Linked DNA regions of Homo sapiens: region 1 is linked to region 2. Evidence: read pairs that join two places in POLR2A ChIA-PET (ENCODE). Cell type or tissue: MCF 10A. All regions are shown on one strand. Each heading gives the region's core, and the rest is flanking DNA. Links, peaks and the distances in the headings are about the cores only.

Region 1 (5,377 bases), core at 71-5,070, 56 kb before region 2:
TGAGATTAACTAACTTGCCCAAAGACATCCTCAAATGGATCATGGAGGCAGAGTAAGAACTTCTATGGCCCTGCTTTATCCACTCCAGTGCTCCCCAGAGTGGAGCACTAGCCCTCTGGCTGTGCTTCTATGTGTTTTCTGGAACAGATGAGCTACCTGAAAATCTCCCACCCACTGCCATCATGGTTTAGTTCCTGGCCACCTTCAAGTCTTTGCTTAAATACTAGACCTTGTCTGATCACTCTATTTGAATTTTCAAACCCGCCCTTCCTCCCAGACCCAGCTCTCACTATTCCCTCTCTTGTTTAGTCTGCTCCCAAGCCTTGTCATTTTCTTTCTCCCCAACTAGAATGTACTAAGAATGGGGAATTGGTCTGCTTTATTCATTGCTACTTCCACCATGTTTAGAACAATGCCTTACGCATACTAGATACTCAATAAATATTTATCAAATGGATGAATAAATGAATGATGGAATGATATCTAGCACTACACAGGATGCTTTTAGATGAAACATGATCATTTATCATTTATAAGTCTTTATTGTGTTCTATATTAGAAAAAGTTTAGCTAGCACATCAAAGCATGCTTTTGAAGTTATTGCTGGTACTGATATCATGCTTTCTTTTAAAAACAAATATTTAAATGCTTTCTACCTTGGTCCGAGCAGCAGTTGTAGAGTCCATACATAAACAAAATTCACTGAGCACTGCACTTAAGATTAGTTCATTTTACTCTGTGAAATTCCCCAATTTAAAAACAAAAAATGGCCAGGATCTTGCCTGTAATCCCAGCACTTTGGGAGGCCAAGGTGGGCAGATCACTTGAGCCCAGGAGTTTGAGACAAGCCTGGACAATATAGTGAGAACTTGTCTCCACAAAAAATAGCCAGGAATGGTGGTGCATGTCTGTAGTCTCAGCTATTCAGGAGGCTGGGATGGGAGGATCACTTGAGCTGAGGAGATAGAGGTTGCGGTGAGCAGAGATTGCACCACTGCATTCCAGCCTGAGCAACAGAGGGAGACCCTGTCTCGAAAAGAAAAATAAATAAATAAAATTAAAATAAAAAATATTTTTGGCTGGGCATGGTGGCTCACTCCTGTAATCCCAGCACTTTAGGAGGCCGAGGTGAGTGGATCACTTGAGGCCAAGAGTTCAAGACCAGCCTGGCCAACAAGGCAAAACCCCGTCTCTACTAAAAATACAAAAATTAGCTAGGTTTGGTGGCGTATGCCTGTAGTCCCAACTACTAAGGAGGCTGAGGCACAAGAATCACTTGAACCAGGGAAGGGGAGGCTGCAGTGAGCCAAGATGGTGTCACTGCACTCCAGCCTAGGTGACAGAGCCAGACTCCATCTCAAAAAATAAATAAATAAAAATAAAATAATTAACATTTAAATAAAACTATGGTAACGAAAGCTAATATAAATAAAAATATTAAGCATTTGATACTTTGGACAGTGTCAGGAATGACAGAAATTTTGTAATCATGTTGCTACTACTTCAATGTCAAAGGGTTGTCAATAGAGAGACAAATGATAATATATTGCCACAGGAGATATTTGTCGTCGGTATAATTTGGACAATAAGTGGCCTGTGACTTTACAGGAGAGGAAAACCCTGGCAGAGCACAGTGGTCAGGTGTAGGGGTGGGGCAGTTTGTCCGGGAGGGATGCGCCAGGCACAGGAGAGCAGGTGTCCTGGGGCAGCACCGCATGGCCATCTCAAGTCAGGCACTGAGGTGGGTACATGAAGTCACTGTTTCAGAACCCAACTTTTACATTCAATACACTCAGTGTTGCATCCAGCACGTTCCCAGGGGAAAGAAGAACACCCGCTTCTTTCTGATCCTCACTGAATATCTAAAATCTGGATGCCATGTATCCCACCTTCTCTGTTCTGACATCAGGCCATGGGCAGCACTTCTTTTCTGGGACAAAAGCCCTTTGGAGATTGAGTGTTGTGGTGCCTTCATCTGCCTGTGGACTAAACACTGCTTGTTTTAGCAAAGGGACCCAGGGTAGAACACCCTGGTTGCCAGCACCATTTCTGATCTTCAGCTACCACAGAGAAAGCCATGAGATGGTTGAGCCACGAAGGCAAAATAGTCATTGCACAAGAGCAAGGAAGACAAAGTAAAATTCCTCTCTTTCGGCACTTTCTCTTCTAATGAGCAGCATCTCCTGGTTCACTAACTGTGGGGCGGAGAGCACGGCCGCAGTAAATTGGAACAATGATTGTGAAAGATACATTCTTTGCCATGCAAAGCCATTCACCAGGAGCTGGCGACAGCATAACACTCCTTTTACACAGACTCATCAAAGGCTCCAGAGTCAGTGCCCTTTTATTTAATTTGCATGACACTGGAGAGTTATTGACAAAAAATAATAATCAAGTGTTTCCCTTGAGACTGTCTTAGATTGTGTTCAATTAAAACTAGATATTCAGAGTTGGCACCTGGCTCAATCCGCCAAATGGCTTTTGTGCTTCTTGGCTGCACTCACACCAGGGGAGGAAACCGCTGGCAGGGGAAGTGAAGAGTACCATGAGTCACCCTCCGACAGCCGCCCTTTGAAGCCAGCTCCCTGGGCCACCTCCCCAGATGCACCTTCTGCCACACTGGTCTCCTTTCATCTTGATTCAAGTCTGAGAGAAGAGAAAGTGTAACTTTCAAATATATTTGTGAAGAAAATGCAAGCTCATTATGAAAAGAAAAAGGAGGGTGAGGGGAGGACTGGTTATACTTACAGCCACCTGATTGCTCCCAGTTTTTCAGGCTTAATTGTTTGGAGGAAGAAAAAAAGAGCAATTTAGAGGAAAAAAAAGAGAAAGACAAAGCGTGCATTTTGCCATCTGTTTTAGCAAGAAATTCCTTTAGTCTGATGCAATCAATTACACTTGGGTTGTATTTTTTTTTAAAATTATGGGTACGTTAAGCTCTCTGGCAATGATTTTCCACCTTGTCTGACATTCTATTTACACATATCCAAGGAAACCCTATCGTAACTGACCTGAAAGCCCCAACTTTGCTAGAAAATGTGTCTTCCAAGGGGGTTTTGTTACTCTAGGTACCAGAAAGTGTTGGTTATCACACCTCCTCCATGAAGCCTGCTCTGGAGTCAGAAAAGTACAATGAAGAATATTTCATTCTCCCACAATTATTTCATATTTATGTTTTTTCCTTTCAACATAAAGCTCCTTGAGGACAAGGGCAGCACGGCTTTGGCCATGATGGGCTTCCCATCAACTGGTAGGAAGCCTCATGCCAGGGCTGTTTCATGGCTCTGCTGGAGCTTTTATTAAGTCCACCCACTCAACGCTATTGTTGAACCAATTCTTGCAAAAGATTCCATGTTAACAGAAACAAATAAATGCGAAGTCCATCAGTTGATTCAGATTTTAAAACATATCTCACCAAACGGAACACAGACCTGGGGACAGTTAGATGCATCTGCAACTTGGTAGTGTAATTCCCTCTACTCACTATCTGCCATCACACACCAAATTTATTTTACACTCTTGGTTAAGTGGTCCCACGTTAATATGAGAACAGAATGGTCATATACGTATACATGCATGCACACATATATATGTATTATTTTGTAATCACATAAAATAATAAACGTACTTTATTTTTAAAGGCACAGCTTCTATTTTTAAGATGTTTTAAAGTATTTCCATGCATAATTCAAAATTCATGGAGTTTTCATGAAGGACAAATAGTCAAAGGTACAGCTAAAAGGCCAGTGGGGCACTGGGGGAATGTGTATATTTGGATTTTAAGATGTAGCGAGAACGAAATGATCAAGAGACCAAATTGAAAAACTATGTTTGACACCTTTTTTCCTTCCCCTGCTCTGAAAGCAGGGGATATCTAATTGCTTCTGTTTCCTCCAATAATAATCCCATAAATAACAAAAAGGCCTAGTGTGGCTCTATTCCCTCAGTATCAGATAACTATCTCGACTGTTTATGCAGTCGATGCATTAATTTTAGTGCGGGTTGGCTTTTTACTTCTTTGAAAAGAGCCTCGGACAAATCCTCTTTGTGCTTTGCATTGAGCTCGGCTTTGCAGCCAAAAGAAATTAGTAAAGTCTAGAACTTTGTTTTCAGAGTTTGTCAAGTTCTTTCCAGTGAAATCTTTTCTCCAGTTCCAGATGTTGCGGTTTATTGACTTCAGCTTCTATTTTCCTTCCATGTGAAAATGCCAACATCCCATTTGGAGATGACATGGAGAGCCAGAGGAGGGTAGACATAGCCAATCTGCTCAAAGGTGACCCTGAGGAGTTAACCACTGGTACTGGTATGGCAATTTAGGTTGAATCATTATATAGATATATTAACTTTTCAAAATTATTTCTTCTGATAACAGCATTTAACATAAACTTGGTTTATTTTATGTTCTGCCTGGACGAACTGAGATGAAGAAGTGGGGTAAATTGGAAATTACTGTATTACAATCAAAATATCCAGATTATTGGGCAAATGTTAATTTGAGGCTCCAACTTTTCAGGGAATGGTCATTTTCCACTTCTCTGTGTGTAACACAAACAGAAGTATGTGCAACAACCAGTGAGACCAGAACCAACTCAGCTGACCCAGAGTGACATGTTTTAGCTGTGAGGTTGATTTGCAGTATATAATAAGAGACACAAGCTCACTGCAGCAAAATATGGCTACTCTGTTCTCATATTAACATATGACCGCTTAACCAAGAGTATAAAATAAATTTGAATTTCTCTATGCTCCTTTAAATGTCCAGGGGCAATATTGTCTTCCACTGGGACATACACAAAATATAACTTGAAAAGAAGTAAATTATTGAAAAAGCATTGGTGAATTTATTCAAAGAGTAAAGTTCTTTGAAGTCTGACTTTTTCTAGTTTAATATTCTACAACTCTTAAGCGTGGTTTATTGTACATGTATTTTATAAATGTATATAAATATATGTGTCTATCTTTACATACATATATATGTCTGTCTTACTTTCATAGTTTTTTTATGAACTGTTCCTACTTTGATATCTTGATTGTACTAGCCTTATTTTCATCATCAAGCTAGAATATTAGCATTCTTGTCCTCTTTGAGGGTATTTTCTGAAGATCACCACCTGCAAGCTTTTTAGGAGGTGCCATCGGTACTCTTTCTGACATTTTAATAAATAGGAAAATAAATGCTGCCCACCAAATTCCCTAATGTCAACACTTACCTCATCTAAAATGAATGAGTCAGTTTTCATAGATCTCACGGCATGTGCTGAGAACCTACATTTTTCCCCACATCAATGTGCCCAACTTCTTTTCTCTTCAGGCTTTAGTCTTAGGAACTATAACTCACTTTGCTTCTCTGTGCCTCAGTTTCCTTATCTGTAATATG
Region 2 (5,377 bases), core at 187-5,186:
ATAGGTAAAGAAAAAATATTAATATCATGCAGTTTTGACTCTTCTGATCAGTCCTTGGAGAGATGTTATTTAATCCTGTTTGTCACTATTGTGGGGATATCAGCATTTGTCACTGAGGACTGATGGATCAGGTAGTTGATAAACATTTAGAGACGTGTATATCCAGGAGATGCCAACACTTTGTTGTTTTATAGGAAAGAATGAAAAGTATTAAACTTTGGTTTAGCCGCTATGTTTGTTTAAAAAGAAAAATAAAACAGAAGTCATAATTTGTGAAAGCAGAATTTGTAGTTTCAATAGCATATTTAGACATGAAGCTGTACTTTGGGACTACAATTCGTGACATCCTAAAATTAAAATGGTTCCTCAGAAATGTAAACACTTTGACGTGAAAAGGTATATGCTCAGCCCCAAGCCAAAGTTACATATAGTGCCGGCAAAGTCTTTGATACCTCTAGTCAGTCAAATACACTCAAGATCTCAGCATGGAAAGCCATGTTTTCTGATCCGAAACAAAAACAAAACAAAACAAAACAAAAAACCACATAAACAAAGATGTCTTTTATCCCTGCAATTTTCCAATTTAATAGCCAATTTGAAGACTCTAATAGGAAATTTGATTTGGCTTTTCATAAGAATACTGTTTCACAGTATAATTTATATTTTTTTCAAAAGAATAAAAACCCTGCTGGTTTTAACTGTGTACTTTTGCATTTTCCAAGAAAATATTTCCTTTAGCAATATGGACAATATCAACTTGATACAAAGTAGGCATGTAATCTGAAATAACACTCTGAAGTGTAAAGAAATGTAACCTAAACTCAAAGTGAAAGGCTAGAAACCACTTACACAGGCATAATTATTTGAACCCCCGACCTTTCATACTGAAATTAGTGAGCATTTTCATTTTCCATATGCAATCACTTACTGTCCTTTTTCTTCTATTAGTGTTTCAAGAAGCAAGGACATTTAAATGAAAAAAGAAGAGGAAGAAAGCCCTCTGTTAATTTGAAGCTGAGCATCTGATCCACTAAAATTGACAAAAGTATCCTCTTGAAAACTGCCACTTTCCAATAATACAGCCCCACAGGAAGGAGATGTGCTGGAGAAAGAGCCAGTTAGTATGACTATTCTTTTCTTCCTATCAGTGGAGAGTCATGTCTTTCACTGCAAAGAGTTATTTTTCAGATTTTTTGAAAAAGGGCTTTCTTATAGATGAAACTACACAGAAAACTCATTTGTAAATGTCCCTGTCTGAACACTTTTCCACTCACTTCAGTGTTATGAGTAGGAGTCCTTTAAAAACCTCAGATGATGAATTGTTCTGTGACATGCAAACAGCTCAAAACCTGTTAGCTTTGAGAAGCTCACCACTAGCAACTTGCCTGTTCCCAAGTGTCTTGATTTTGATTGGTCAAGGAGAGGGCAAAAAGATTAAAATCTGCCTAAGCCAAGTGAGTATGCTTCACATATTTAAGGTCTACTTGACTCAAGGAGGGGAAACTGACCCGGCCATCAGGCCATAGATTTTACCAGCCCCACCCTGAGTTCACATAATGAGTCATAGCCCAACTTCTTATAACTGCAGAGGGAGGCCGCTTCTTCCCTTTCTCAAAGTAGTTGGCAAACTCCTCAGAGTGATGACCTCTCACAAAGAGTTAGACAGTCATTAGCGGCTCAGCCACCAAGCCTATTGGTGTGGACTGAAGGGGAATCATTCTGCTGAAGTAAAACATGACTTTGACCTGGACGTCAGAGCAAAGCAAAGGTGGGACACCACAGCATGGGGGGTGCCCAGATGGCAGAGGCCAGGAAGTCTCCGAACAAAAGGGAAAGAAGAAATCAAACAATTTTCTGCTCCATTTTATCTCGATTCCTTGACATCCAGACCAAACCTGATTACACGGGCTTGTGTTAGGACTGGGCAGACCTGAACATGTCTGTAATTCAGGCTGAATGAGCTTTCCTGAAGTTCACATGCATACCTCAGGTTTTCCTACCACTTTCCCCCCTGCCCTGCCACTCTCAAGACCACCAGCCCCCCTCTTTCTACCCTGCTATGGATTCTCAGAATGCTTTAAAGAAGGTGATAGTTGAAATTTGGAAGAGCTTACTTAACAGTGGTGAGGGGAAAAAAAAAAAAACAGAACTCATTTTTGCACCAGCAGCTCCTTTTCCCAGTATAGCCAAATAATGACAGTTTAATTCAAAACATTCATCGAGAAATTCCTATACAAAGGCCACTAAATGAAAGAGCAGACAGCAAAAAAGCATCAAGGTGTGAGAAAAGGAGAATAAAGCTTTTGAATCAACTCTGCCAGGATACCCTTAAACAGAAGTGGGGTGGGGGAAACCAATCTTAGAATTAAGTGATTTGCGTAAGATTAATCTGGAAGGAAGGGAGGGGAACCAAACCTTACCAACATTCACCAAACTTTAAAAAAGTTTTTCTTAACCAGGAGTAAATAGCATAATCGTATACCTGGGGATTCATGCCGAAACTTCTGAATCAGACACCCTGGGGCTGGGAACTAGTCAGCCAGGGTGTCTTCTGGATCACACACCCTGGAGAATGTGGACTTTAACATTTCTTCTGAGTAATTTTGGCCTCCAGCCTGAGTAAGGATAGTTCTAGACCTATAGTTCTTAAACCTAGATGAGTAATTATAAGAATTACCTAGGGGAGGAGCCAAGATGGCCGAATAGGAACAGCTCCGGTCTACAGCTCCCAGCGTGAGCGACGCAGAAGACGGGTGATTTCTGCATTTCCATCTGAGGTACCGGGTTCATCTCACTAGGGAGTGCCAGACAGTGAGCGCAGGTCATTGGGTGCATGCACCGTGCACGAGCCGAAGCAGGGCGAGGCATTGCCTCACTTGGGAAGTGCAAGGGGTCAGGGAGTTCCCTTTCCGAGTCAAAGAAAGGGGTGACGGACACACCTGGAAAATCGGGTCACTCCCACTCGAATATTGCGCTTTTCGGACCGGCTTAAAAAACGGTGCACCACAAGATTATATCCCACACCTGGCTCGGAGGATCCTACGCCCGCGGAGTCTCGCTGATTGCTAGCACAGCAGTCTGAGATCAAACTGCAAGGCGGCAGCCAGGCTGGGGGAGGGGCGCCCGCCATTGCCCAGGCTTGCTTAGGTAAACAAAGCAGCCTGGAAGCTCGAACTGGGTGGAGCCCACCACAGCTCAAGGAGGCCTGCCTGCCTCTGTAGGCTCCACCTCTGGGGGCAGGGCACAGACAAACAAAAAGACAGCAGTAGTAACCTCTGCACACTTAAATGTCCCTGTCTGACAGCTTTGAAGAGAGCAGTGGTTCTCCCAGCACGCAGCTGGATATCTGAGAATGGGCAGACTGCCTCCTCAAGTGGGTCCCTGACCCCTGACCCCCGAGCAGCCTAACTGGGAGGCACCCCCCAGCAGGGGCACACTGACACCTCACACGGCAGGGTATTCCAACAGACCTGCAGCTGAGGGTTCTGTCTGTTAGAAGGAAAACTAACAAACAGAAAGGACATCCACACCAAAAACCCATCTGTACATCACCATCATCAAAGACCAAAAGTAGATAAAACCACAAAGATGGGGAAAAAACAGAACAGAAAAACTGGAAACTCTAAAACGCAGAGCGCCTCTCCTCCTCCAAAGGAACGCAGTTCCTCACCAGCAACGGAACAAAGCTGGATGGAGAATGACTTTGACGAGCTGAGAGAAGAAGGCTTCAGACGATCAAATTACTCTGAGCTACGGGAGGACATTCAAACCAAAGGCAAAGAAGTTGAAAACTTTGAAAAAACTTTAGAAGAATGTATAACTAGAATAACCAATACAGAGAAGTGCTTAAAGGAGCTGATGGAGCTGAAAACCAAGGCTCGAGAACTACGTGAAGAATGCAGAAGCCTCAAGAGCCGATGCAATCAACTGGAAGAAAGGGTATCAGCGATGGAAGATGAAATGAATGAAATGAAGCGAGAAGGGAAGTTTAGAGAAAAAAGAATAAAAAGAAATGAGCAAAACCTCCAAGAAATATGGGACTATGTGAAAAGACCAAATCTACGTCTGAAAGTGATGGAGAGAATGGAACCAAGTTGGAAAACACTCTGCAGGATATTATCCAGGAGAACTTCCCCAATCTAGCAAGGCAGGCCAACGTTCAGATTCAGGAAATACAGAGAACGCCACAAAGATACTCCTCGAGAAGAGCAACTCCAAGACACATAATTGTCAGATTCACCGAAGTTGAAATGAAGGAAAAAATGTTAAGGGCAGCCAGAGAGAAAGGTCAGGTTACCCTCAAAGGGAAGCCCATCAGACTAACAGCGGATCTCTCAGCAGAAACCCTGCAAGCCAGAAGGGAGTGGGGGCCAATATTCAACATTCTTAAAGAAAAGAATTTTCAACCCAGAATTTCATATCCAGCCAAACTAAGCTTCATAAGTGAAGGAGAAATAAAATACTTTACAGACAAGCAAATGCTGAGAGATTTTGTCACCACCAGGCCTGCCCTAAAAGAGCTCCTGAAGGAAGCGCTAAACATGGAAAGGAACAACTGGTACCAGCCGCTGCAAAATCATGCCAAAATGTAAAGACCATCGAGACTAGGAAGCAACTGCATCAACTAACAAGCAAAATCACCAGCTAACATCATAATGACAGGATCAAATTCACACATAACAATATTAACTTTAAATGTAAATGGACTAAATGCTCCAATTAAAAGACACAGACTGGCAAATTGGATAAAGAGTCAAGACCCATCAGTGTGCTGTATTCAGGAAACCCATCTCACGTGCAGAGACACACATAGGCTCAAAGTAGAAGGATGGAGGAAGATCTACCAAGCAAATGGAAAACAAAAAAAGGCAGGGGTTGCAATCCTAGTCTCTGATAAAACAGGCTTTAAACCAACAAAGATCAAAAGAGACAAAGAAGGCCATTACATAATGGTAAAGGGATCAATTCAACAAGAAGAGCTAACTATCCTAAATATACATGCACCCAATACAGGAGCACCCAGATTCATAAAGCAAGTCCTGAGTGACCTACAGAGAGACTTAGACTCCCCCACATTAATAATGGGAGACTTTAACACTCCACTGTCAACATTAGACAGATCAACGAGACAGAAAGTCAACAAGGATACCCAGGAATTGAACTCAGCTCTGCACCAAGCGGACCTAATAGACATCTACAGAACTCTCCACCCCAAATCAACAGAATATACATTTTTTTCAGCACCACACCACACCTATTCCAAAATTGACCACATACTTGGAAGTAAAGCTCTCCTCAGCAAATGTAAAAGAACAGAGATTATAACAAACTATCTCTCAGATCACAGTGCAATCAAACTAGAACTCAGGATTAAGAA

The links. ChIA-PET counts read pairs that join two places held together with the same protein. Peaks named below come from ENCODE experiments on the same cell type or tissue, not always from the same donor. Only the 100,000 strongest peaks of a DNase experiment are listed, where the experiment ranks them.
Region 1: POLR2A ChIA-PET joins it to region 2 with 5 read pairs; 3 of 35 experiments call an interaction of 5 or more read pairs at or near these places.

Annotation. Positions count from the first base shown.
Region 1 is chr2:66,332,304-66,337,680 of GRCh38, forward strand. No RefSeq gene overlaps it. Among named protein-coding and RNA genes, the nearest start is that of MIR4778, 23 kb to the right of the region's middle. In MCF 10A, for the core only: no CTCF peak of the experiment used is centred there; DNase peaks (open chromatin) are centred at 2,218 and 2,528.
Region 2 is chr2:66,388,451-66,393,827 of GRCh38, forward strand. It overlaps LINC01873 (long intergenic non-protein coding RNA 1873), which reads left to right. Exons shown (of 3, transcript NR_130931.1): 2 at 949-1,045; 3 at 2,463-4,000. Among named protein-coding and RNA genes, the nearest start is that of LINC01873, 7.8 kb to the left of the region's middle. RefSeq lists enhancers at 1,387-1,681, 2,374-2,986, 2,987-3,597. In MCF 10A, for the core only: no CTCF peak of the experiment used is centred there; DNase peaks (open chromatin) are centred at 1,601 and 2,571.